Linked DNA regions of Mus musculus: region 2 is linked to region 1. The links are chromatin contacts, found by Hi-C or POLR2A ChIA-PET in ENCODE. All regions are on one chromosome and are shown on one strand. Each heading gives the region's core, a stretch centred on a gene start or an enhancer-like site at or near the end of the contact. The rest is flanking DNA. Distances are from core to core; before and after follow the strand shown. Region 1 holds the start of A930005H10Rik (RIKEN cDNA A930005H10 gene). Region 2 holds the start of Cdc14a (CDC14 cell division cycle 14A).

Evidence for each region. A loop is a pair of places that touch in the nucleus more often than their neighbours do. ChIA-PET counts read pairs that join two places held with the same protein, here RNA polymerase II (POLR2A).
Region 2: a map of left cerebral cortex shows a loop between it and region 1 (2.8-fold over the local background). The contact joins the promoter of Cdc14a here to the promoter of A930005H10Rik in region 1. A Hi-C loop is called at or near these places in 1 of 37 maps with a recorded cell type or tissue (left cerebral cortex). POLR2A ChIA-PET finds 5 or more read pairs at or near these places in 1 of 5 experiments (embryonic stem cell).

Annotation. Positions count from the first base shown.
Region 1 is chr3:115,883,171-115,890,713 of GRCm38, forward strand. It overlaps A930005H10Rik (RIKEN cDNA A930005H10 gene), which reads right to left and starts at 4,960. Exons shown (of 2, transcript NR_015487.1): 1 at 4,594-4,960. Dph5 (diphthamide biosynthesis 5) reads left to right here and starts at 5,013. Exons shown (of 8, transcript NM_027193.2): 1 at 5,013-5,107; 2 at 5,270-5,427. The coding sequence starts at 5,293.
Region 2 is chr3:116,419,017-116,426,559 of GRCm38, forward strand. It overlaps Cdc14a (CDC14 cell division cycle 14A), which reads right to left and starts at 5,016. Exons shown (of 16, transcript NM_001080818.2): 1 at 4,421-5,016; 2 at 3,551-3,641. The coding sequence starts at 4,469. It overlaps Gm40125 (a long non-coding RNA gene), which reads left to right and starts at 5,235. Exons shown (of 3, transcript XR_867571.3): 1 at 5,235-5,667.

The DNA.
Region 1 (7,543 bases), core at 3,710-6,209:
AACTTTCAAAATGGCATAGAGATAAATAGCTAATGTCCACGTGCGCTTGAATGTGTGTGTGTGTGTGTGTGTGTGTGTGTGTACATCTCTGGAAGTCACTTTACATAACAGCATAGGGCATTAGGTGACTCCTATGTGGTTATTCTCAACCTAGTGAGCCAAGGTTACTGATAATACAATTTTCCAGAAAATAATTCTAGATTTGCTCTTTCCTTTTTTTTCTACATGTGTAGTTTATATGGGCATATAATTAATCATAAGGTCGCTAAATAAACAAAAAGTGATTTTTTTTTTACCTAAGTAAATGAATACACAATAATGTAACTACAAATCTTTTTTTTTAACATTGGTAAATGTAGCCTCATCTAGAGGAGTGTTATCTTTAATTACCACTTATTTGTTAGAAAATAGTGACTATAAATCAATTCAAGGTCTCCAGACTCTCCGAATATTAATGCAGATTTCTACTAACAAAGGCAATCCGTGGGAGCATGTAGGTTAAAAGGCCAGTGTCACAGTAAAATAATATTCTCCATTCACAATAAGGTCAGATGAAGTTTAGTCAGTCCCTGATGGTTTCTTTTCAACAGACAAACAAGTTCAAACAGGAAAACTGAAGGATGGCTTCTTTCAGATGTGTGGTAATTACAATTTGTCCATGATGTAATGAAGCATCTCAGCTGTTATTTCTTTAAGATAAAAGTAACATACAATGTCGACGGTGGGGTGGAAACAGCACAGGGATTAGCTTGCTTTGGAAACGAGCAACTGAAGCACTCATTTTGCGAGTACAGCAAGAGCATATAGGAACGGGTTCCTTCAGCGAGAAGACTAAAACTGAGTTACTGACAAAGGTTATGAAGACGTTAATGATCTCTCAAAAAATAGACAAATGTCTACCCTTATTGTTTTCTATAACTATTACACTCTCTCTGGTGCACAAGACTTGCAATTTGCTCTAATAATGAAATTTGTCTGCTTTCTGACTGCTGTCATTGGTGTTATTATACAACAACATATGCTAAAACCAAGAAGCTGTTTTAATGGAAAATATTCAAAGCTCAGATTGCATTAGGAGAGGAAACAAATGACCTTTGGAAATGTATCAAAAAAAAAAAATAAGATCGGCTGATGTCCAGCTAGATGGTGAAATGTATTATGAAGCAAATACAGCCACCTCTTAACAGCTGTGGAATCTAGGAAGCTGTGGAGGCTTATTGTAAAATTACTTCACCTTTCCTAAGAATAAGTTATTGGAGACAGGGGGAAAGACAATCATATTTGAAAACTGTTTAAAAGAGTGAGGGAGAAACAGCCAACCCCCACCCCATACCCCCAGAATGGCTCTATAAAAACAGACTAGGTAAGATTTGCTGCTTGTGTTTGTTACGCTGAAGAGGGAAAAGATTGCCATAACTTTTCTTTTTGACACCCAGGAAAGAAAAAGGTATTGGTCTCCCATGAGACAAAGCTGGTAGAAAAGTGGGTTTATTACACATTTCACACCAAAGTTAAGGCTTTCTTTCTGGGAAAATTTTGAGTAGAAACTATTATCTAAAAATATGATATTTAACATCTTACTGAAGAGGACCCCTTCATTTCCCCCCTATAGTTTGGATTACCTAAATATTCTTTTTGGCCATATCTACTTACTATGAATAAATAAGAAAGTAGTCAATGAAATCTAAAGTCATAAAAAGGACATTGTAAACTTTGAAAATTTTGCTGTACATTAAAACTTTGCTGACATACTCCAAGGTCTGTGAATAAAATGTGCATGGTATGTATCACAAGCCGTTCAACCCCAGCAGCTTCCTGAAGAGGTGTGAACAAGACATACTAATGTCTGAGGTTTTGTCAGTGACTTTCTAGTACTTATTTAGAACATATCACACACTGGCATCACAGAAGACAGGATATATAATTCAAAGAAATCGCTTGGCTACTAATGAATGCATAATGATCTATAAATATACCCTGACTGTAAACTTACTGTAGGTACACACAGTGCTAAGCCTAGAGAATCGGACACAAGGAAATCACACTCAATGACTTCAGAAAATTACTTTCATGAAGCAGAAATACAGGAAGACAATTTTATCTGTTTATTTTTATTTTTCATTAAAAGTTCATGCAATATATTCTTACTGTGGTTTCCCCTCTCCCACCTCCTAGATCCCTCACCTCCCCATCCAACTCTACGCCTTCTTTATCTTTTTAGAAAACAAACAGCAAATAAAAAAGCAAAACAAAATTTCTTTAAAAAGCGAAAAAAGCACAGAAACCACACGGACACACATAAACATAAAAACAAAAACCATAAAAAAACAAAACTAGAAACCTTAGTACACTAGCAAAAAAGTAGGAAGACAAAACAACAACAACAAAAACCACCCAAGCAAATCAATGTAAGACACACATTTACAGATATACCCTTGAGTTTGTTTTGTGTGGGCCATTGACAGCTGGACATGGGACCTATACAGGTATGCAGTTTTAAAGAGACTCAGCTATTTTATAGACACATTACTTTAGTAGAGGAGACTCCTTTGCTTAGAGGCTGGAGACCTCTGGGGAGACTTCCTGAGTGTAAAGGATCGGTAGTGGGAATCTAGGCTGATGACGAGACAGGCTTTAATGTTCAGATGAGCTGAGGTGTCAGCAGGGTGCATGTGGCTGCATGCTTTGGGCACAGAACTACAGGTGGGTCAATACCACTGAAAGAACGCTCATGGTATGTAAGGGGACCAGGGAGGCAGGTACTCAACATCCCATAGATGGGAAATTTAAGAGCATGGGGTTTCTTTTGCCAAAGTTTTTTTTTTTTTTTTAGAAGGGGGATACTATTTTTAGGGTGTATCTTTACTAGTCCTCCCTGGTTTCTGTGAAGACACATTTGAAGGGAACAAGATGGGAAGCTAACAGAGTAATAGAGCTAGGATCTGAACCAACACAGTGATAGTCAGTATGGTTTCTGACAGAGAAGACCTGGCAGTACGTGTGGGGGTGACTAATATCTGGGTTGGGGGAATGTCAAACCTACCCGATACAGAGTCAGATACCACGCAGGTAAAGAAGGTGATGAATCCAGCTCTGGATGTATAGAACTGGATAGGTTTCCGGATTATCAGGTTTGATTCCCAGCACTCACATGGTGGCTTATAAACATCTGTAACTCCAGTTCCAGAGATTTTGGTACCGTCTTCTGACCTCCATGGGCACAGGAACACATATGGTACACAGACATACAGACAGGGAAAACATTCACACACATAAAATAATCTAAAAAGAACTTTGAAAACCATTTCTCTAGATTTTTTTTTGGGCGGGGGCGGGGTTCAAGACTCACTCTGTAGACCAGGCTGGCCTCAAACTCAGAAACCTGCCTGCATCTGCCTCCCGAGTGCTGGGATTAAAGGTGTGCACCTCCACTGCCCGGCTAGACAAGTTTTAAAATGCTTATCTGTTATTAGCCTATCTTATTTGTTATCACTCAAAATCTTTTGTACATTTTTCCACATTGAGTTGTTTTCTTGTTCCATTTAAGAATCCATTAGATTTGAATTCATCTTCAGTTTATTATTAATTTGTTTGTGTGTGGGGGGGTGTGGGGGTGTGTGTGGGTGTGCCAGCCTGTGGTGGTCAGGGGAGACCTCTGTGGAGTTGTTTTTCTTCCACCTTTAACTGGGTTCCAGGATTAAACTCAGGTTGTCAGACTTGCGTGACAAGTTCCTTTACCAGCATCTTGATAGCCTTCCTTTGGTTTGTTTGCTCTGTTGACAAGTCTTTTGTCAAATTTCTGGTTTGCAAACATTTTCTCTCAGTGTACGACTTCAGTCTTTTGAAGGGAGTTTTTATTATTAAAGTATGACTTTTTTTCCTCTCTCTTTGCAACATGCCTTTTATAGCATACCTGAGAAATCTCTCCCTGGATAGGTCAGATTTTCTTTTCTTTTCTTTTTTTTTTTTCTTCTGTTATAATTTTAGGTCTTTCCATTTACACCATGATCTATTTTGAGGTGTATGTATTTTAATATGGTGCAAAGAATAAATCAATTTAGTGGGAACAGGGAGAATCAGGTCTTCGTGCACCCTTGGAGGAAAAGGCTAGACTTAAGAAAAATCTGAAAGGCCATTACATTGTGCCAAGAGAAGCAATGAACTGTCTTCCCAACTTGGATAAAGTTACCAGTGAATTTAGGAAGAGCATCTGCAGTGTAAACTTTTCGCTTACTGGAGCTGCGTGTAACCAATCTTTAAGAATCTCTGCAACAACCGCTGAGAGGTTTAAAGCACTTTCCTTTTTGTTATGCGCTTCCCGCCATAGAACTACTTTCTTTTTTAAAATTATCCTTTGGTTAGCATACTAAGTAATGGGCTTCATTATGGCATTTTTCATCCGTATATGTCATCACATTCGTATTTAGTCATCCCTTGAGCACTCTTAAAAGGTCACTCTCCACCGAGGGTGACTAAGGCAGATTCCCTTGAGGCATTCTGGTATCAGATCCCAGGGACAAACCCCTAGAAGGAGTCACAGCCCCCCCCCCCCCCCTGGGAACTTAACAACCACACTCAGCAGGGCAAGCCAACCTGTCCCCTCACCAGGGTGACTTCTGGTTAAATTGCGACAGATCTACAGAGCGGGAATTCAAAGCTGAGCAAACGCGGGGTCGGTCAGGGAAGTCCCTCCGGTTGTTCCTGCCAGTGTGCGTCTGGAGGGCGATTGGGAGCTATCGTCATCAGCCCGGACGCCCTTTGGGGATGTTTGAGTCCTGGCTTGCCGGGAGCGTGGGCACGCTGGGTCCTTTCCAGGCGCACAGCTGGACCCATTCCTGACCCTTGACCTCTGCCCGGGAGTCAGCGAGTCCTGGAGGGCCTTGCGGGGGGTATGCGATCGCTCTATAGCTCGTTCCTGGAGCGGTCTGTCATCTCCGCCTCCTGCCAGTCGTAAAGTGCTGTGAAGGGCTCTGCGCTTTACGGCGCCGTTAGGTGAGACCCGGAAGCTCTGTCTCTGATGGGCACATGGTTTGGGGACTGCAATTATTAAAAGGCTGCAGTGAGACTTTGAGGGACGTCAGCGAATCACCTCCGAGTCTCTAAGCGGGTAATCGGATCACACTTTTAAAAACAGTCATTCCATTATTTTCTAAGAGTATGCAGGAGTGTCGGACGCACGCAGGGTGCCACCTTGGTTTTTATGTTCATCCCTAGACTTTAGGTCCCCGGTGTTAGCTGACGTTTTTCTGTTGTTCACTTCGCTCTGCAGTCTCCCCATCCCTGGAGTTCGGAATGCTTTACTTGATCGGCTTGGGCCTGGGAGATGCCAAGGACATCACAGTCAAGGGCCTGGAAGTTGTGAGACGATGCAGTCGCGTGTATCTGGAAGCCTACACCTCAGTCCTGACTGTAGGGAAGGAAGCCCTGGTACGTGATTAAAGTCCCCAGGCCTCTGGGGAAGACATCTAGCTAGCGTCCGATTCTCCTACCCTAGACTGCACAGACTCTAAGCGTCTGCTTTTTTTTTTTTTTTTTAAGCCCCTGTAAAACACACACCCTGTCCATTAAGATCTACTTCATACTCAGTGACTTGGGAAATGAAACGGTAGTTTGTCCTACTTTACAAGTCTAATTTTGTGCCTTTCTCCAGTAAATAAAAAAAAAAAAGTTATTTTACACTCTTGGGGATAGTTATCAAATCCGTTATTTCATGAGCTAGCCAGACATCCTTTCCGAGTTGAGTGCTAATGAGGTGCTGACACAGGCTTAATGAGTTGCTTATACATTCAGCAAGCGATCTGAAAGCTTCCGTCTTTGAAGTAGTTCCATAGGGAACAGCGATCTCATTTTTTTTTGTCTGCAACATAGCCAAAGAGACCTTACATGTACTCTCCCAGGAAGGCTGTCATTCCCACATGTACATATAGAGTGACTAAGTAACCAGAGGATGTATTAGTGCATTATATACCTTAAACAGGGTAAATATGTAAATAATAGTTACAACAAGAAGGGTCAGTTTCTGCTTGATTGTCAAACTTAAAGTGAACCCTATATTGAGATAAGATGCTGATGTGTTGTTAGAGGAGGAGAGGAAGGTTTTTTTGTTTTGTTTTGTTTTTTTAAATTGTCAAGTCTTCCATATAAAAGTGTGGGCCAGAGAACTTCCGGTCATATCTCTCAGATTCACAACTCAGAATTTTGAAGGTTTCAGGGTTATGTTAAAAATCTTGAATCCTAAATAGGCTTCTTCTTAAGTTGGTCATGAATTAGAAAAAAAAAAAAAAAAGTAGTGTTTAATGGTCAGTTTGACTTGCTGGCCACACTTGTCGGTGTTTATACTTACTTCAAGATGATAGAAATATGTCTTGGATCAGTGATCAGAAACTATAATGGACCTAAAACCATTTGAGAAAATAGATAACTGGCAGGTTAATCGAATAGAATATTAAACACAGCCAGGGCTACACAGAGAAACCCTGTCTCTAAAACAAAAACAAAAACCAAAAACAAACAAAAAGGGAAGACAGGCAGTCGTGGCACACACCTTTAATCCCAGCACTTGGGAGGCAGAGGCAGGCAGGTTTCTGAGTTCAAGGCCAGCCTGGTCTACAGAGTAAGTTCCAGGACAGACAGGGCTACACAGAGAAATCCTGTCTCAACCCCCCACCCCCAAAAAAGCAAAAAACAAAAGAATATTAGACAATAGCTTAGAGCAAAATTGGGACATAACTTGTTTTGCCTTGTGACATGTCCCTGGACAATTCCTTTACATTTAATTTCTTATAAATTGAGGTCAGGATGTGTTTGCCTTCTAGGCTCTTAGAACAGTGTCCATCACAAAAGTTTTCAGACATTTTAGCTGCTAGCAGATATATTTCCAAATTTCTAAATGCTAGTTTCTCCATTTGTCAAAGAAAAAATAACCAATTGAAAGTTATATAGTATTTATTAAGGTGTATGTGAAAATGCTTTATAAATTATAAGTGTTAGTAAATATTAATTTTTCAAGGTTTTCCCCTAAGCATAAATGTAATTATTAGGGGTCTGGGCTTACCTTACCTATAAGTAAATTTTGTGTAGTTTTTTTAAGGTACCAGAATATCTGTTATTTCATAGTGATAAGTGTTGATATTTTTGGAACATTTATTTTGCTGTTTTGTTTATTTTCCTGACAGTGCTTGGAATTGAACCCAAGGTCTCTCAACATGCTCCACAATTGCTTTGCCACAGAGCTACAATACCCAGCCCTCTATAGTTACTGCTCCCATTTTGTGGGATGTTCCAAAAACTTGTCCAGTATCATACAGATAGTGACAGAACAACATTCAAACTAAAGTATCTCTGAGTTGAGAATTATCCTTCCAGACTTTCATACATTCTCTCTGCATTCTTAGCTTTAGATAGTAACTACACAAAGTATAACAGAGAAGTTATAGCAAGCAAAATGGTTTGGACTGGATCTTATTTTATTACAGAATTCTTCTAGTATTGTCTTCATGTCCTCCAGGTTCTTAGTTCCTGTTCTTCCCCGAGTAGCTTGCCA
Region 2 (7,543 bases), core at 3,766-6,265, 540 kb after region 1:
CCTTCCTTCCTTCCTTCCTCCCTCCCTCCTTCAATTGTTTGCCTTCTGACTGGCTACTTATATCTTTCTTTACTCCCCCTACCCTGAAAAACCTTGATTTCTTCCTCCTCAGAAACAGCCTCATTGTCCTTAGGAAACTCCCAACTTGAAGTATTTTAAAGGTAAACTCTCAGGCGGGCATGGTGACACACATCTTTAACCCCAGCAATCAGAAGGCAAAGGCAGCCATCAGGATCTCTGAGAGTTCAAGGCCAGCCTGGTCTACAAAGTGAGCTCCGGGACAGCCAGGGCTATACAGAGAAATTGTCTTGGGAAAAAAAAAAAAAGTATACATTCTTCAAATGATCCCTTACATTTCTCAAATTCATCCTGACCCAGACAGAATGCCTGATCTTCCCACCGAAGCCAACTGTCTACCTATTTCCTTGTTTGGGTTCATGATGCTCTAAGGCCCACAGTGAAGGGACTATCCCCAGAACTGCTTAGCTCCCCTCCCCCCAGCGTCTTCATCAACTACCCCCACGTGTCAGATCCTGCCTTTTTTCCATCAGCGCTGACACCATGTTAATTCAGTACCTTATTCTTCCCCCTGAACATCCCAAAGTGTGTGTGTGGTTCCTTATATCCTCTCCAATGGGTCTTAAATGATGCCTTTACCTTATTTTTTTTTTTTTTTTTTTTTTTTTTTTTTTGGATGGAGGATGTATTTCCTCTGGAACTAGATGGTATCTTTTCAAATTCCAGCTCTGTTGCTTATTTCAGTGGCACTGGGCAAAGTACCCAACCTCACTGTCCCTGTCGACATCGCTGTAGCAAAGGATCCAGCACCGAGGCCAATGCTCTGTAAACATCTGCCTTTATTTGCCATTAGCATGAATCTAGCCACGCCATCTCTGTCCTGGAGCTCTTCTAAGAGGCTCAAGGCACGCCAGGGTGACTGCAGGTTCCTCGCTGTGGCATTCAGTCTGTCCCCAGCTGGCCTCTCAGTGTCATATTCCACACCTCCCCCATGTGACCTGTATACACACCAGGCAAAGCGGACAGCTTACTATGAGCCGAACACACTTCCCGAGCCTCCCTCCTGGTCCTCACTTTTCTTTCCTCTCACGCCCATATCCATGGGCACCTGTCCATCCTTCAAGCCGACCTTAATGCCTCCATGGAGCCTTTAATGAACGCCTCTCCTGGACATGTCTCCACCCTTCCATTAGTACTTCCTACTTCAGGTGAGGCTTCTCCTAGGGCAACTTATCCCTTTAATCACAGCCCCTCTTAATCATCCATCATATTGGTTTGGGGATCTTTGAAACCTTGAAAGGCTTGTACAGCTGGGCGTGGTGCACGCCTTTAATCCCAGCACTCAGGAGGCAGAGGCAGGTGGATTTCTGAGTTCAAGGCCAGCCTGGTCTACAAAGTGAGTTCCAGGACAGCCAGGGCTATACAGGGATAACGAAAAGATGAGTTTGCGCAGGTAATCAGGACCAGAGTCACTACTGTGACACGCTCCGGCTCATCACACCAGGGAGGAAAACGCTCTGTTCAGGCTGAGTCTTTATCATTTCTTTTCTCACTCACTTCTTTTCTCAAGCTTGTTTGCAAGTCAGTTTGTAACACAGACTCAACTTCAATTAAGCAACTCTTCTACCTCAGTCTCTCAGGTGATTGACAGGTATAAGCCACCACTCCCAGATGCCCCCCCCCCCCAAGAAAGGCTTCCACTATGTAGTTCTAACTGGTCTGAAACTGTCTGTGTAGAACAGGCTCCCCTCAAACTCACAGGGATCCCCCTGCCTCTACCTTTGTTCCATGCATGCTTGCATTAAAGAGATGTACACCCTGCTCAGCTTCTTACAGTTTCAAGTTCACATCCAAACTCACAAAGTGAACCAGATGGTCTCTCTAGCAAGTCTGTCCTTAGAAGACACCAGGAACATGGTGAAAAAAAAAAAGGCATATAACTTGTACCCTAAAGTACAAATATTAAAATCACGTAAAATCTTCATTATTTCTAAGACACCATTGTGCACTGTGATAGGTTGATTAACTGTAAAGTTTGGCTAAGTCTACTATCTAGCAATCTCAAGGGAAGTGATTCAGACCTCAATAACTGGAGCCTGTTCAAATGCATATTAATAAACCCTGGCGCTTTAGTCACTGCAGAGTGAACATAATAGCGTATATACACAGTCCCTACCCTCAGGCACACAAAGGTCCCGAGGCCCTCAGCTCACAGACAAGAAAGCCAAGACGGTGCCCAACAATAGAGTGTCCACTCAATAAACACTGAAGGTGGTGACATCATCCAGGTGCCCAGGGTCAGGGAACTGGCTGCTTAGAACTCCATTCTCTAGGAGTGGAGCTGTCATCTGACACCAGGGATTCGGGCCTCTCTTTGCCTCCATCCGCAGCTCTGGGCATTCATGAACCACAGCAAAAGGCTCTTTCATGCCATGCCCACTGTCTCTTTAGCCATTCAGGAAGCACCCTCTTCCCAGCTCTAGGAGAAAGGTCCTGAAGACATCAGTTCCAAGACCCCCCTAGGACCAAGTAACAATTAAGGATTATTTTCTCTCAGATAAAACATAGGCTTTTAAGGTCCAGCATATTTTTCCTCTTCCAAGGCCCAGTGGTACTCATAAATTCTGAGGCTGACGTACCAATATACTTTCTAACAGGGTGAACCCTAGAAAACTTGTTACGGTTCATTTCACTCCGCTCATTTGACTGCCCACTTGATTAGGATGGTGACAAAATAAAATGAAATGTCTAAATTAGAGTATACAAGGCTTATCTGAAAGAGCAGCTCTTTTAGGAAAAGGATACAGCCAAGCCCGCCTTTCTACTCCTGTCTACTGCTTTCGTCGAAAGAAAATATGGCTCTCCAATTAATGTTTTACTGTGCCTAAAATATTCAAATAACCTTTTCCTTTACATCCATGGCCTTTCACAGAGCTCAGTTCCTGGTTCTGATTTTTCACTCCCTGGGGGGGGGGGGGGGGGGGGACAATAATACCATCAGGCCATCAGGTTCAACTCAATCACACTGGAAATCTTCCACATAGACGTAACTTGGATCCAGCTCCCCACAGTCCTGCGTCCCACTTTCCAGAAAACTGGCTACACAAACAAAAACATCCTTCCAAACAACAGAAGCCTTGTGCACTGTGAAGCTTCGGCACCTGTAGTATACACACACACACACACTGACTGCCCTCTACCCTGTGGGTGCTCCCACAAATACCTAGTGACTGATTCACAGGCCAATTACAGGTCTGGTGATGACACCAGGTATGACGGCCTGGTGCTACTCTGGGGAGTGTGAGGAACCCAGACGTGCTGTGGGAGGAGGAAGAATTAATATCGTGAAGTTCTAAAAGGACTGCAGTGTTAACAGGACCAAACTACGTACAGTGTGCATCCCTCCCCAAGCTATAGAAAGCTAGTAATACCTTCGGAACTCTTTGGGAAAAGTGAAGGAACCCGATTATCAAAGAACCAACAAACTAACTAGTTCAGGGGGTGCTAAAAAAAAAAGTAGGGGGGGACTTACTTTTCATAGACCAGCTCCTCGTCGATGGAGAAATAGTGGATATTTATTGTGCTTTTTGGTCTATTCCTTAAAGTAGCAAAATATAATCGATCTGAAAGACAAGTTTAAAAGACAGAACATGAGAAGCAGGGACGCGAGACTGAGAGTGCAGATCATGCACAAAGGATTAATAACTGCTACACATCGTTTAAAGACCTTTAACACGTGGGATTCTTGGAGAAACAGGATCTTCCAGAAAGCTACAGAGCCCCAAAAGCACATCTTGCTAAGAGGCTAGAAGACCCAGCAGGGGGCAGAGCATCTTCTGAGTTCCCTCACCCCCTGGTTGCGTGCGGGCGGGTGCAGACAGGAGCTGTGGGTACCCGCAAAACTGGAGACACAAGTTTGGTTCGGAAACCTTCAGACCTCAGCTGCGGTGGAATGGGAAAAGAGGCGAGCTTCTGCCGCTGCAGCTTAGCAGACTTCAAGAGGAAGGAAGGAAAGATAGGGGGGTGTGGTTGGGGGTAGGGGGTGTCCCAAAAACACGGGCCAGCCACCGAGGAAGTAGAGAGTTAGCGGATGGAGGATTAAAACCAGCAGGCTCCCCACCAAGATAGGTTTGCAGGAGGATCCCAAGCAGAGAAGCCTGCACTGTCCGGGTACGAGGAAGCTGCAGAGGGAGTGAGAACGCGAAAAAAGAAGCCGGAAGCAGGGGGTCCTCCGGGAGTTGAGTAGCGAGAAGGGGCCCGAGCGCCGAGCCGCAGTACTGAGGGACACAGGGCCCGAAAAGAAACCCAGCATAGAGGCTTGGGACAAAGGGGTGAGCCGTGAGGAGTTGGGGGGGGGGAGTGGCGTGGAAGGGCCGGAGGATGCCGGGTGGCTGCTCCTCACCTTTCATGAACTCGCAAGCCCCGATTAGTTCCCCAGACTCCGCTGCCATCTTAAGCGAGATCCGCACGGGGGAGGGCTGGGTCGTGGCCAGCTGAGGTCACCCGCCCCCGGGGGCTTCCCCACTGCCCAAGAGCTGGGAGCTCGCGGTCCCAATCACCGAGCCTGCCTGAGGGAGGAGGCAGTCGCCCAAGGCGGAGGCAGCTGCAGGGTCAGCGCGTGGGGCGCCCCGGGGACATTCCGTGGGGAACCGAACCCGCTGGGCGCGGGACGCACACGCCCCGGGCTGTAACCGCTGTGATCCGGACTCTGCGGCGGCGGCGGCTGCTGCTGCTTCTCGAGCTGCAGCTCCTCCTTCTCGCGCTGCACCGTCTCCACCAAACCTGGACGGCGCACACCAGCTCCCAAGGCCGGGCAAAGTCTTTCCCCGGCTCCCAAAGTGATCATGGAGGACAAGACGTTTGGCCCGGATCGCGCCCGTGGCCACTCGTGCGGCAGCGGGCAGGACTCCGGAGGTGTCCGCGGGGCTAGTAGCAGCTGCTCAGACTCCTCCTTCGCCACCTCCTTTCAGCAGCAACTCTTCCTCCCTCTCCTCCTCCTCCTCCTCTTAGGTCCGCCCCCAGACCTGCCTCCCCGCCCTCCCTCGTCCCCCTCCACTTTCACCACTCCGCGGCCATCCCTTAAAGGGACAGCTCGGCTCCTTTCTCTGAGCCGGCCTCGGGCCCCAGTTACCAGGCGCCCCGCGGGTCACTAGGAGCCAGTTGCTAAGGCTTTGTTGCCTTTCACCAATTGCTACACAGGAAACTTGGCCCTCTGCCTGGGTGGGGTGGGGGTGGGGTGGATGTCAGGCGGAGCCACAAACTTATGAATGAAAAAGGATGGGTAGAGAGGAGTGAATGCCTCCCAGGAAGCTGCGACTGCCTGGCGGGCTGAGATGCTGTCTCCACGTCTGCACCGGCTAGCTCTTCTTCCACACCAGATTTTTTTTTGTCTCTCAAGCTCTTTCCTGCTTCACTCAGTTTCTTCTAAACTCGCGCGCGCGCACACACACACACACACACACAGAGACACACACGCACGCGCGCGCAGACACACACATTGAAAAACCTCAGACCTTCTCCATGTCGGGTCGTACCGCTAGCTATCTTTCCACCAACCCCTATTCTCACCACTATCGGATCTGTGTCTTTATAACCAATTTTCAAAAGAAGCGATACCTCCTAGCTCCTGAGTACACGGACTGATGCCCTGTAAGTACTAGAGTCTGCTCTCACCTAGGCTTTGTTCTCAAGGGGGAAAAAAATTCCCGTCCAGTTCTCCAAGTCCTTTCATTTTGGCCACAGGTGTGAGCGCAAAATTACACCAGAAGTGTAAGGCTCTAGTCTCGGACTGTAGGCTATCCTAGGCGAAGGGAGAAGAGGGAAAAGGATCTCTTGTCCACAAGAGAAATGAACAGAAGATTTCTGTAGTCTTGGCTGGAGCGTTGCAAAGGAGTACAAAGGCTCCTCTCCAGGAGGCCCCGGACTTGTTCGGCAACGTTTTGATCCAGTTTGGAGAACTTTAATGCTGGGAGCCCTAGGGACGGAACTAGTGGCCAGCCCTTCCCTTACGAAAATGGCGCTACTGAACCACTATCACCAGAGCATGCGCTCTGAGTGGTTTCTCCTTGAAACGGGGATTTGTGCAAGCCTTTGAAAGCTCGCAGTTGCGTGTTGACCTCTAGGGAGAGAGGGGGCGCTCGAGCAAAGTGCCGGCTGAAGCAACTTGGAACACTGACTCCAGGGAGGCAATTCTTAGGCCATTCTTCTGCTCTGCCGGCTTTCCATAAAGCTAAACAAGCACAAAACTAAGTGGATACTACTTTGATATACTGGAAAGTTATTCAGAGCATCTCGGTAATTCTAGCCAAACACATCCTTGGTAAGGGAGTTAAAAAGACACCCTCTCCTTACATTCAAAAGTTAACCCCGAAAAAGAAACAGACTTTACAACTGTAAAAGTCCTGAAAGTTGTAATGAGCCTTGAACCCTTTTGAAGTGTATTACATATTCTAAGAGTCCTGAAAGCAAAGACCTCCCAAAAAGAAAAAGGGAGAAGGAGGAGGGGGAGTACACTTTAAAATAGCCAGGGGTTGGTGGCATATATCTTTAATTACAGCACCTGGGAGGCAGAGGCAGGTGAATCTATGAGTTCAAGGCCAGCCTGGTCTACATAGTGAGTTCCAGGGCAGACAGGGCTATGAAGAGAAACCCTGTCTTGAAAACTAAAAAATAAAAAAAAGAAGGAAAAAGAACAAAGACCCTCTCAAAACTTGAATGTTACCTTTATTCTCCCAAATCCTGGTTTTAATACGTTGAACAATTTCAATTTTGTTGGAATAAACGTAATTGAGATTTTTTTTAATGAAATATGTAGAAAAGCATAGCATGTCAGTCTCAGTAGGCTTCGCCCCTTTGTCTATAAAGCTAACAGTAAAGCCCACTCAACCCATTTCTAAAGCTGCCGCTTTACAAGTCTTATAGTTTTTCATCTGACTATCAACTGCAGTAAAAAGTTGGAGCCAGAGGTGGTGGCTTGCGCTGATTTAGAGTGGCCATAGTCATTTGCTCCTCCCACAGTGTAGGGGCTACAACACAGGCTCTCAGGTTTGGTGGCCTGCATCTTTACCCACTGAGCCATCTCACGGGCTAATGCGGCTGTTTTTGGGTTTTTTGAGGTAGGTCTGGTATAACCCCAGGCTGGCCTGGAACTCCATACGTAAAGAAGGATGACAATAAACTCCTGATCCTCCTTCCAGGAACCCAGGCCTGTGTCACTCTGCCTGGCCATCACATGACTGTACGTTCATAAGTAGTCTCAGGAGAGAGATCCATAAAACACTTTCAGGGGGGCAGATTTCATTGAATAGCTCCTGTAACAACAGGGGTCTATTCTATTCCCAAAAAGGGTTCTACATTGCCTTTCATAGAATTCTCCTTAGAGGTTTTAGACATGAGGAATGAAGTGTGACCTAACAAAACTCTTTAAAAGAGATGAAAATGGGGGCTGGGGAGATGACACAGCAGTTAAGGCGGCTTCCTGATCTTCCAGACGACCCAAATTAAGCTCCACTTCAAGCACCCGTGT